Linked DNA regions of Homo sapiens: all the other regions are linked to region 3. A link is a loop called in an ENCODE intact Hi-C map of the cell type or tissue named here. Cell type or tissue: PC-9. All regions are shown on one strand. Region 1 has its middle 71 kb from the start of LINC03111. Region 2 has its middle 53 kb from the start of PMAIP1. Region 3 overlaps PMAIP1 (phorbol-12-myristate-13-acetate-induced protein 1). Region 4 has its middle 88 kb from the start of PMAIP1.

What was found. Hi-C counts contacts between places; a loop is a spot of excess contacts. Peaks named below come from ENCODE experiments on the same cell type or tissue, not always from the same donor. Only the 100,000 strongest peaks of a DNase experiment are listed, where the experiment ranks them.
Region 1: it touches region 3 in a loop (8-fold over the local background); 3 of 110 quality-filtered maps call a loop at or near these places.
Region 2: a loop joins it to region 3, with 8 times the contacts of the local background. A loop is called at or near these places in 15 of 110 quality-filtered maps.
Region 4: it touches region 3 in a loop (4-fold over the local background); 8 of 110 quality-filtered maps call a loop at or near these places.

What each region holds. Positions count from the first base shown.
Region 1 is chr18:60,052,642-60,055,141 of GRCh38, forward strand. No RefSeq gene overlaps it. Among named protein-coding and RNA genes, the nearest start is that of LINC03111, 71 kb to the right of the region's middle. In PC-9, no CTCF peak of the experiment used is centred here; a DNase peak (open chromatin) is centred at 1,240; H3K27ac peaks cover 2,362 bases.
Region 2 is chr18:59,952,085-59,954,584 of GRCh38, forward strand. No RefSeq gene overlaps it. Among named protein-coding and RNA genes, the nearest start is that of PMAIP1, 53 kb to the left of the region's middle. RefSeq lists enhancers at 1,147-1,326, 1,337-1,386. In PC-9, no CTCF peak of the experiment used is centred here; DNase peaks (open chromatin) are centred at 1,197 and 1,687; H3K27ac peaks cover 2,500 bases.
Region 3 is chr18:59,903,548-59,906,047 of GRCh38, forward strand. PMAIP1 (phorbol-12-myristate-13-acetate-induced protein 1) reads left to right here. Exons shown (of 2, transcript NM_021127.3): 2 at 1-758. Among named protein-coding and RNA genes, the nearest start is that of PMAIP1, 4.8 kb to the left of the region's middle. RefSeq lists an enhancer at 1,279-1,448. In PC-9, no CTCF peak of the experiment used is centred here; a DNase peak (open chromatin) is centred at 1,404; H3K4me3 peaks cover 349 bases; H3K27ac peaks cover 2,403 bases.
Region 4 is chr18:59,987,170-59,989,669 of GRCh38, forward strand. No RefSeq gene overlaps it. Among named protein-coding and RNA genes, the nearest start is that of PMAIP1, 88 kb to the left of the region's middle. In PC-9, CTCF peaks have their summits at 1,113 (motif pointing right) and 1,323; a DNase peak (open chromatin) is centred at 1,122.

The DNA of each region.
Region 1 (2,500 bases), 150 kb after region 3:
TATTGCTTGACAATATACGAAGGTTCCATATTGCCTTTAAGGTACATTTTAATCTTCATACTTTAAAAGCCTATACTGTCTGTTTTTTATTTTCCACTAGTTTTCCATATCTCCCTGCAGACCTTTTTTCTTCAGTAATTATGTGTACCCTGGTTGTTCCCAGTTCACACCAAAGTTTGTTCTAGACTAAGTTAATTTATTCATTGTAATTTCTCAGTCCAGAAGGCCATTCTCTTCTTTCAAACTTACCTCACTTATTAATTTTTTTCACCTGTTGCTCCTTGAGTTTTAAAAAATGGTTTCAGAATGCCTTTAACCCATTTCCCTAACTACCAGACCTAATTAATACACATATTGAAGAAATGTTAAGACTATAGTTCCTTTCCATGTCTTTGTGCAAATCATATACATAAATAAATAAGTAGTGAGTGGGTGAACAGAGCTGGGTTCATTGCAGGAATTTAATACACTGTATGTTGATTTATGGCTAAGTAGAGAGGCAGAAAGCAAATGAATCAGCCTCATTGAGTTGAGGAAGGTGAGACTTGTACCCACTGTTAGGCACTGGAGTTAAAATTCTATAATGATTCCAATCTACTGCATGAATAGGAAGCTCCAGTTTGAATATATATGATGTTCTTGTATTATTATGACACGCTTGTCTTACATCCTCCACTCCAGCAGTGTTTTCCCATGAAGCCTATCATTGCATTTACCTGCTGCTGTTCCCTGATACCTGGAACTGCTTATCATCCTCATCATTTGATGTCACATTTTCCTTTATGACTTTCACTGGTTTAAACTTTATAACTCTTACAATATCTGTTAAATTTTCTTTTTTAGCTTTATTGAGGTATAATCGACAGATAAAAGATTGCACATATTTAATTCATACTTCCTGATGAGTTTGGATATAAGCATACACACGTGAAACCAGAACCACAACCAAGATACTAATTATATGCATTACCTCCCCAAATTTTCTTGTGTGTCTGTGTTTCCCCCAATTTTCTCTCTATTTTTTCTTGATATTATAGATCAGGTTAGCCTGGAAAGTAACAATCTTCAAAGGGATAAAAAAAGGAAGTTCTGCAATTTTTTTCCCCTCAGCAATTTGAGTCATTTTCATTGTTTGGGAAAGCCAACACTGTAATAGCTCAAGTGAATAAAATGCCTCCCTGTCATTTACAGAATCTATGCCTAAGCTCAGAGCCCTGATGAGTCATGCTGAGTCACTGTAGGATGAGTGTCCGCTCCATCTCAGCTGATACCGCTGACCGTTTGTCCTCATAACTCTCTAGGTAAAGGTTGACTTAACCTAGCACACTGTAAAGCCACGTCATCCTAGGTGCAGCCTAGCTTCAACGTTTCCCTCCGGCACATGAAACTAATGAAGTTTCCACTTAAGCTCTCAGCCTTTGCAAAGTGTCTTGATGACCCAGCTTTTAATCATATGTAAATGTGTTTTTAAAAGTCACCTGCTTATGCTTTTGGAACTATTTGACTCAGTGACTCTCTACTCAGTGAATGTTTATAAAAGTGCAGGAATGTTGGTCACCACCCATCCCTTGGTGTTTCCACGGAGAATGATGAAAATGGTCAGCAGCTGAGACCACGCACAATGTGCCCTGCTGTCTCCAAGAGCCACATCTGCCCCCTGTTCTGCTGCTCGGTCTGACTTTAAGCATTTGGGTGACTGGAAGGTGGGCTAGGACACTAGACATGTGAATGGGGACAAATGGACAAAAGATTCCTCATATACTTACATCAAAAAAATAGGGATACTGATCTTGATCTTTTGAAAAACATACAGATTCTCCTCTCCATCCTTTTAAGACTTTCTTACCAAAACTTCAGAAATATACATATTAAATTCTACCTTTTCTGTATATGCATATATAGAATAAATTATGGAAGAAAAGATACCCGATGTTAATAATGGTTAATTCTATGTGGTAGATTAACCACATAGATTTTAATTTTTTTGTTATATACAGGGGATTTTAATTTTTTTCTTATACATTTCTCTCTTTTCTTATACATTTGCTTTTTTCTTATACATTTCTTTCTTTTGTGTATTTTTGAATGATTAGAAAAATAGTAGGCCAGGAAGGGTGGCTCACACCTGTAATCCCAGCACTTTGGGAGGCCAAGGAAAAAGGATCACTTGAGCCCAAGAGTTTGAGGCCAGCCTGGACAGCATAGTGAGTCCTCATTTCCACAAAAAATTAAAAAGAAAACATGACCTGAGTGTGCTGGTGCGTGCCTATAGTCCCATCTACTCGGGAGGCTGAGGTGGGAGGATTGCTTGAGCCTGGGAGGCAGAGGTTGCAGTGAGCTGAAATTGTACCACTGCATTTCAGCCTGGGCGACAGAGCCAGACCCTGTCTCAAAAAAAGAAAAAAAATAATAATAGTAAAATATTAAGCTTTTCTCAGATTTTAGATGCTCCTGCTGAAAGGGTAATAGACCTTATTACCAAAGTGACAGAGCTGCATAC
Region 2 (2,500 bases), 49 kb after region 3:
GTAGATGAAGGTAGTTTCTGTTTAGCGGAGGACTTGGCCCATCTTTCCTTAAGGGATGACAATCTTTGTACCATTGCCACAAGTGAAGGCTTCTAGGACATCTCCATGGATGGAATAAGCCATTGCAGAAGGAAGGACACCTCCTCAGAGAATGGCCTTTGAGGAAGATCCATGGGAAAGAGGGAAAAGGTAAGAAAATGCATATCTACTAGTAACCTTCAGTAACACCAATGGGGTAAACTACAAATCAATTTGAAAGGAATACATTAAAGACTAAATGTTCCAAATCAAATTGGTGCTCAGTTTGTGCACGTAAAAAACTTGTGTGCTAAAGCAGGGAACAGATTTCTGAATATTACTTGCCAATGACAACGTGTACTTGCATTTTTACTCAGTAAATGTTCATTATTGTCAAATGTATCCCCAGGGGCCTTTTAATTTTTAGAAATATAAAAATGAATAAGTCATGGTCTTTGCTAAGATGAGAACACAAATTAGTAAAAGATATTTTAGCAATTTCTTTTCTTTTCTTTTCTTTTTTTTTTTGAGACGGAGTCTCACTCTGTTGCTAGGCTGGAGTGCAGTGGTGCAATCTCAGATCACTGCAACCTCTGCCTCCTGGGTTCAACTGATTCTCCTGCCTCAGTCTCCTGAGTAGCTGGGACTATGGGTGTGCACCACCACGCTCAGCTAATTTTTTGTATTTTTGGTGGAGATGGGGTTTCACCATGCTGGTCAGGATGGTCTTGATCTCTTGACATCGTGATCCACCTGCCTTGGCCTCCCAAAGTGCTCAGATTACAGACGTGAACCACCATGCCCAGCAGTAATTGTTAAAAAAGTGTGGTTTTGGAAATGTGCCAATGTGGAGCAAACACAAATTATACATATGAATTAGATCTAAGGCTTTTAGTGCCCTTACAGTGAAACATTAAGACAAATTTCTCTCTTTTTCTCTCTGTGCAAACTAATATTAATTTGTTAATCTATAATACTCTGATATCAACTGTGTAACAAGATGAGCTCATCTTTATCGACGAAAACATGATGTATTTTTCCATTTTGGTGGTAGCTGACAAAAATGACTAACCTTTAAAGGGTTTATTATGACTCACTGATTTGAGCTGGGTGTATACCAATGAACACTTCACTAAATATTAAGGTAGTTTGAAAAGAAACTTGCTGAAAGACTTAACATCTTTTGCAATAGCTGGTTTACACTCCGTATCTCTACTTTATCCTAGAATGAATATCATACCTGAATCTCCTTTGTAAATATTTACTTGTTCGAGTAAAAGAGAAATAGAAAAAAATTACTTGGCCAGGCGCTGTAGCTCATGCCGGTAATCCCAGCACTCGGAAGGCCAAGACAGGTGAATCATTTGAGGTCAGGTGTTCAAGACCAGCCTGACCAATATGATGAAACCCCATCTCTACTAAAAATACAAAAATTAGCTGGGCGGGGTGGCATGTGCCTGTAATCCCAGCTACTTGGGAGGCTGAAGCAGGATAACTGCTTGAACCCAGGAGACAGAGGTTGCAGTGAGCTGAGATTGCACCATTGAACTTCAGCCTGGGCAACAAGAGTGAAACCCCATCTCAAAAAAAAAAAAAAAAAAGACAAAAAAAAAATTACTCATTCTTTTACTAAGAACAAGGAAGTTTATGACCATAAATCATTTGGTGGCACCAACAGTGACAGACTTCAACTTTTGACGTCAATCTTGAATGTTCAGGTTGGGCTGAGGTGCTGCAAAAACACCATAGGAGCACCAAATCCCCTACGTTAACAAACTCAGGGTGGTATTTGCATGATGAGTTTAGTATTCCACTGCTCAGATGTAGAAATAGAGCCACAGAGAAGTGGAAGCAATCATGAATGTTTTAGATTGAAGACAAGCTCAGAGAAATGATTAAAATTCTGGAGTATTAAGATTCTGTTCTGGCCCCTAGTTCTGTTTTTCCCCTAAATTAGGTCATAGAACATCATTTTGGCCAGAAGGAAAATTCGATTCTTTAGTTTTAAAGCTTAACCCCTACCCCCAAAATGCACAGAAGTCAGATTCTACAACATCAAAACACCATGTGTCAAAGGAAAAACATGTTTAAAAAATTGTTTCCAGATATTATTATTAAATTATTGAATTTAAGGTGCAGTAGAATAGCTGTAGAGCTAAAACATGTAGTATTTAAAAGTAAAATTTAATTTTTATTTGTTCATATTCCAGCCAAAATGGCTGTTAGTAGTAATTTACAGTATATCATAAAAGACTGTATCAAGTGTCAAACTGGAATAGTCACTTATTAGAGTCTAAGGAAAACAAAAGAACTTTGATTATTCAGATTGAATCATGGGATAAAATATTAGCAGCCAGGTCACCTTGATCTCAAGTTATATGAACAGTAGACTAAAGCGATTTGTATTTACTTCCCTTTTCCTCCTCCTGCCTTTTAATATTCAAGACAGACTTGTTTCCAGAGGCTGAATAGAGCTGATGTG
Region 3 (2,500 bases):
GTTAATTTTTAATTGATGTTTTTGAAACTTAGTAGAACAAATATTCAGAAGTAACTTGATAAGATATGAATGTTTCTAAAGAAGTTTCTAAAGGTTCGGAAAATGCTCCTTGTCACATTAGTGTGCATCCTACAAAAAGTGATCTCTTAATGTAAATTAAGAATATTTTCATAATTGGAATATACTTTTCTTAAAAAAAAGGAACAGTTAGTTCTCATCTAGAATGAAAGTTCCATATATGCATTGGTGAATATATATGTATACACATACTTACATACTTATATGGGTATCTGTATAGATAATTTGTATTAGAGTATTATATAGCTTCTTAGTAGGGTCTCAAGTAAGTTTCATTTTTTTTATCTGGGCTATATACAGTCCTCAAATAAATAATGTCTTGATTTTATTTCAGCAGGAATAATTTTATTTATTTTGCCTATTTATAATTAAAGTATTTTTCTTTAGTTTGAAAATGTGTATTAAAGTTACATTTTTGAGTTACAAGAGTCTTATAACTACTTGAATTTTTAGTTAAAATGTCTTAATGTAGGTTGTAGTCACTTTAGATGGAAAATTACCTCACATCTGTTTTCTTCAGTATTACTTAAGATTGTTTATTTAGTGGTAGAGAGTTTTTTTTTTCAGCCTAGAGGCAGCTATTTTACCATCTGGTATTTATGGTCTAATTTGTATTTAAACATATGCACACATATAAAAGTTGATACTGTGGCAGTAAACTATTAAAAGTTTTCACTGTTCTTTTCTGTGTGTTAATTTTGTCTTCATCTTGTAAGCTACTAATTACTAAGTGTTCATTATCAAGCCAAAGTATTTTAACTGATTTCCATCAGCAGACATCCTCTGACCTTCTGACCACACTGTCTCCTCCCAGTAGTTGGAGTAGAAAATATAGGGGAGTTTGCATGATTTCTGCTCTCAAGGGACTTACACTTTAATTGGGAGGGGAAATAGTGAAAAATAGGAAATGAATGCCCAACATAGGTCCTTTTTTTTTTTTTTTCTGAGACAGAGTCTTGCTCTGTCGCCCAGGCTGGAGTGCATTGGCACAATTTTGGCTCACTGCAACCTCTGCCTCCTGGGTCTAAGTGATTCTCGTGCTAAAGCCTCCCCCACACGCCACCACACTGGGTAATTTTTGTGTTTTTAGTAGAGACGGGGATTTCACCATGTTGGCCAGGCTGGTCTTGAACTCCTGGCCTCAAGTCATCTGCCCGCCTCGGCCTCCCAAAGTGCTGGGATTACAGCCTATACAGATTCATGATCTAATTAGAGGTGTTTTGTGAGCTGGCATCCTTGACTGCTCCTGGGTCTGTCTGGCAAGAGGAGCTGCAGTGCAGTTTCCTTTTTGGTGACCTCACGCTTCTTCCTCTGCTTCCAGCCGTAGAGTAGCAAAGATTGCTTCATCTGAGGTTAGTCATGTGCAAAAGTAGGTGTAACTCAATGGCCTTCCTGTTTGAGTGTGAGAACTAAAAGATACCCCTAGTTTTTAGCTTCAATCTGGTAGCCACATCTTCACCCCACCTCTGCCAAGGGAAAGAGTCAGCTGACACCTTAGAATGTAAATTGCCTTCCTAACATGGGAAACGTGAGGGAAGAAGGAGGAGTTACTAGAGGAAAAGAAGAACCAGAGAGCTGGAGGATGCAGGGTTATGGGCAAGATACATAACAATCTGGAGGGAGAGGCTTTTCTCTGGGAAAGTGGGGTGGAGGTGGGAGCTTGGCTTCAGAAAGGGTGGGGACAAACTACATGATTTGATTTGAGAATCACTGGAAGAGTAACTCCTGTCTCTGAGCCTGCTCGCATAGCCAGAATTGTTTTGCTAAAAGTGCACCTTATTAGTTCTCGCCACCACTAGAAAACAAGGAAAAAAAGTGTACCTCAGGCTCTTCTTTTATATAAAGAGTAGCACATGAAGGCTTAGGCACAGATTCACAATCTTCAGATATTAGAGCTATATATTCTTTGAGAACCATATTTTAATGTTAAAAAATGTCCAAGATGTTCAGGCAATTCTAATTATATCTGTTGACTGACAAAAACTGCTAGCTTTTAAATTTGCATTTATATTATAAAAGAAAATGTATCTATCTGTGAATAAGTTGTTCTTCACTTTAAAGAACTGTGTGCTGTGATTTGGGTTTTGGAATCCATTGCAATAACTCTACAAACTCCTCCCTGCCCCACTTCCTCTCAATCACGGAGCAGAAACCACCTAAAGGGTCAAAAATCCTGTAAATCTCATTGTCAATCGTCAAAGGGGACGATCCATCAGGAAGAGAACAAACACCTTAAAAATAGAATAGTGACTGGAAGTGCTGCGGTACAAGGAGTATCCCACTTTAGAATCTTGAAGGTGGACTTTCAAGGCAAAATCATGAATGAGCTGTGTGACCTTGGGCAAGACAACCTCTCTGAGCCACAGTTAATCTCTGAAATTGAGACTTAGATCATCTTTAAGGTCCCCTGAAGTTTGAATCA
Region 4 (2,500 bases), 84 kb after region 3:
CTACAAACATATCTAAGTTACCTTCTTGACACTCAAGGTTCCTTGGTACTATAGCCTGAATGTTTATATTCCCTCCAAATTCATAGGTTGAAACCAAAACCAGAGTGACAGTATTTGGAGGTGGGGCCATTGGGTAATGATTACGTCATGGTGGCGGAGCCCTCATAAATGGGATTGGTGGCCTTATAAAAGGGACTCTAGAGAGCTCCCTTGCCCTTCTGCCATGTGAGGACACAGTGAGAAGATGCTATGACCAGGAAGCAGGATCTTAACTGACATCGAATCTGCCTTAATCATGGACTTTCCAACCTCTAGAACTGTGAGAAATAAATTTCTGTTTTTTGGTAAGACACCCAGGCTATGGTACTCTGTTAGAGCAGCTGGAACAGCCTAAGATAACTGGTCTTATACAATATGTAGGAAAGGAGAATGTATAAGAATGGCTACCAGGAAAGGTATCTGCACATCAACATTTTTCAGTGTTTAGCAGCCCACAAGGTTGCAGTCTATATGGTACAAACAAAGCCCTGGAACCTTATACTCCCCAGCACAGTTATCTTGGAAACTTCTATCAAACTGAACTATATGAATCATACATTTATTTTTGTTTGACAATTCAGAGAATGTCTTCATATCTTTTCCTCCATTAGCGTTAGGTGATCATGTGAGCAACCCATTTCTCATAGGGCTAATTTATAAGTCTTGATTTATGTTATGCTAGATAACAAGTTTTAATTATAAATAGTAATAGAAAAAGCAGGTCTTTAATTTTGAACTGTCACATGACTTAGGTCACCATCCTCAGCTTTGTGGTAATCTACCATGCCCATCACCTTGTAAGGGATCGTAAGAAATTCATTCCCAACCTTGGTGCTCTTCACTTTCTCATTTTGTCCAAGCTTCTCAAGTTGTATTTTTTGTTCTGTAAATAATTTTCGTCAATATATTTTCTTAAAAAATATAAGGCCATTAAAAAAAAGACAAAGCAACACTCTAAACACAGCAATTATTTTTCTATCTTCAAATTAATTTCCAGTCGTTTTCACACAGGTACATATTTCTTACATAAATTAAGTAATTTGCAGTCTAGCTGAAGAAACATACAGGGAGAAGTTACTGCTGCTGTGCAGTAGATGGCGCCAGACACCAGGTTACTAATCAGCCTGTATTTAAATTAAACGTCTTTAAAATTGCTGAATAAATTTCATAAGTTTGATAACATCTTACTCATTTTAGTTGAGGAACATCAAATTGGCTTAGATTACATTTTTTGTCCAATTGTCATATAGTCCAAAGTTTAACATTTTAAAATGTCATATTGTGAAAAAGTGCTATTTATTTTGGGGAGAATTTTTAAGGGTTTTTTTAAAATTACACTTGTAGAAATTCTATAAATAAAAGTATGCTTAGAGGCAATTATTTTATGTGCTAAAAATTACACATTTATAGTGTTTAAAATACTTTTTGAATTATAGTAGTAAAAAATTGCCTGTTAGGCTGGGCACAGTGGATCATGCCTGTAATCCTAGCACTTCGGGAAGCTGAGGTGGGAGGATCGCTTGAACATAGGAGCCTGCAGTGAGCTATGGTTGTGCCACTGCAATCTAGCTTGGGCCACAGAAAAATACCCCATCTCAAAAAACAAAACAAAAAAATGCCTGTAATCTGTGTGTTGGTGAGGCTGATTTTACTAGCTCTTAAAAAAGGTTTTGTCTTTTATCACTATTCATCTTTTAATACTATTCTCAGGGAGTATTGTGTGTAATGGAGGTGTTGTAGGCAGATGAAATAAGGTGCTGACTTACTTTGTAGGTGGTTAATAGTTTCTTTTTGTAGCAACAACTCAGAATGGGGAGTTTTTAGGTGAATGTCAAGCTTTGGTAATTGAACAGAACCAATCCAGTAATTATTTCAAGTTAGCATTTTAGCCCATCAATGTAAATAATGCTGGATTAGCAACATGTTCCTGTTTTTTACATAATGGAACAGTGTTTCTGTTAGGTATGAATATCCTTGGAAAGTGATATTTTGCACATCTTTAAAAATGCGTGGCTTTATGCGTGAGCTTAGTTCTTAGCTTTATACACACAATATACATATTTCTATTTTGGGTAAAGTTAAAATAACCAAAATAATTAATTATTCTGGCCTTTTTATGTGGCCATTTGACTCTTTTAAGTGTGTTAAAATATTTGCTTTACAAGTAGCTGGTCTTTGCTTATGTTTAGATAAGTACCTGTGTTATTGCCCTGTTCATTTAGTAATCTAAAATTCTAAGCCAGGGGAGCCATCACCAGGTGATACGGTTTGGCTCGGTGTGCCCACCCAAATCTCATCTTGAATTATAATCCCCACATGTCAAAGGAGGGGCCTGGTGGGAGAGATGATTGAAAAATGGGGTTGGATTTCTCCCTTGCTGTTCTCATGATAGTGAGTGAATTCTCACAAGCGTTGATGGTGCTTCCCCCTTCGTGTACACTCTCTCTCTCCTGCTGCCATG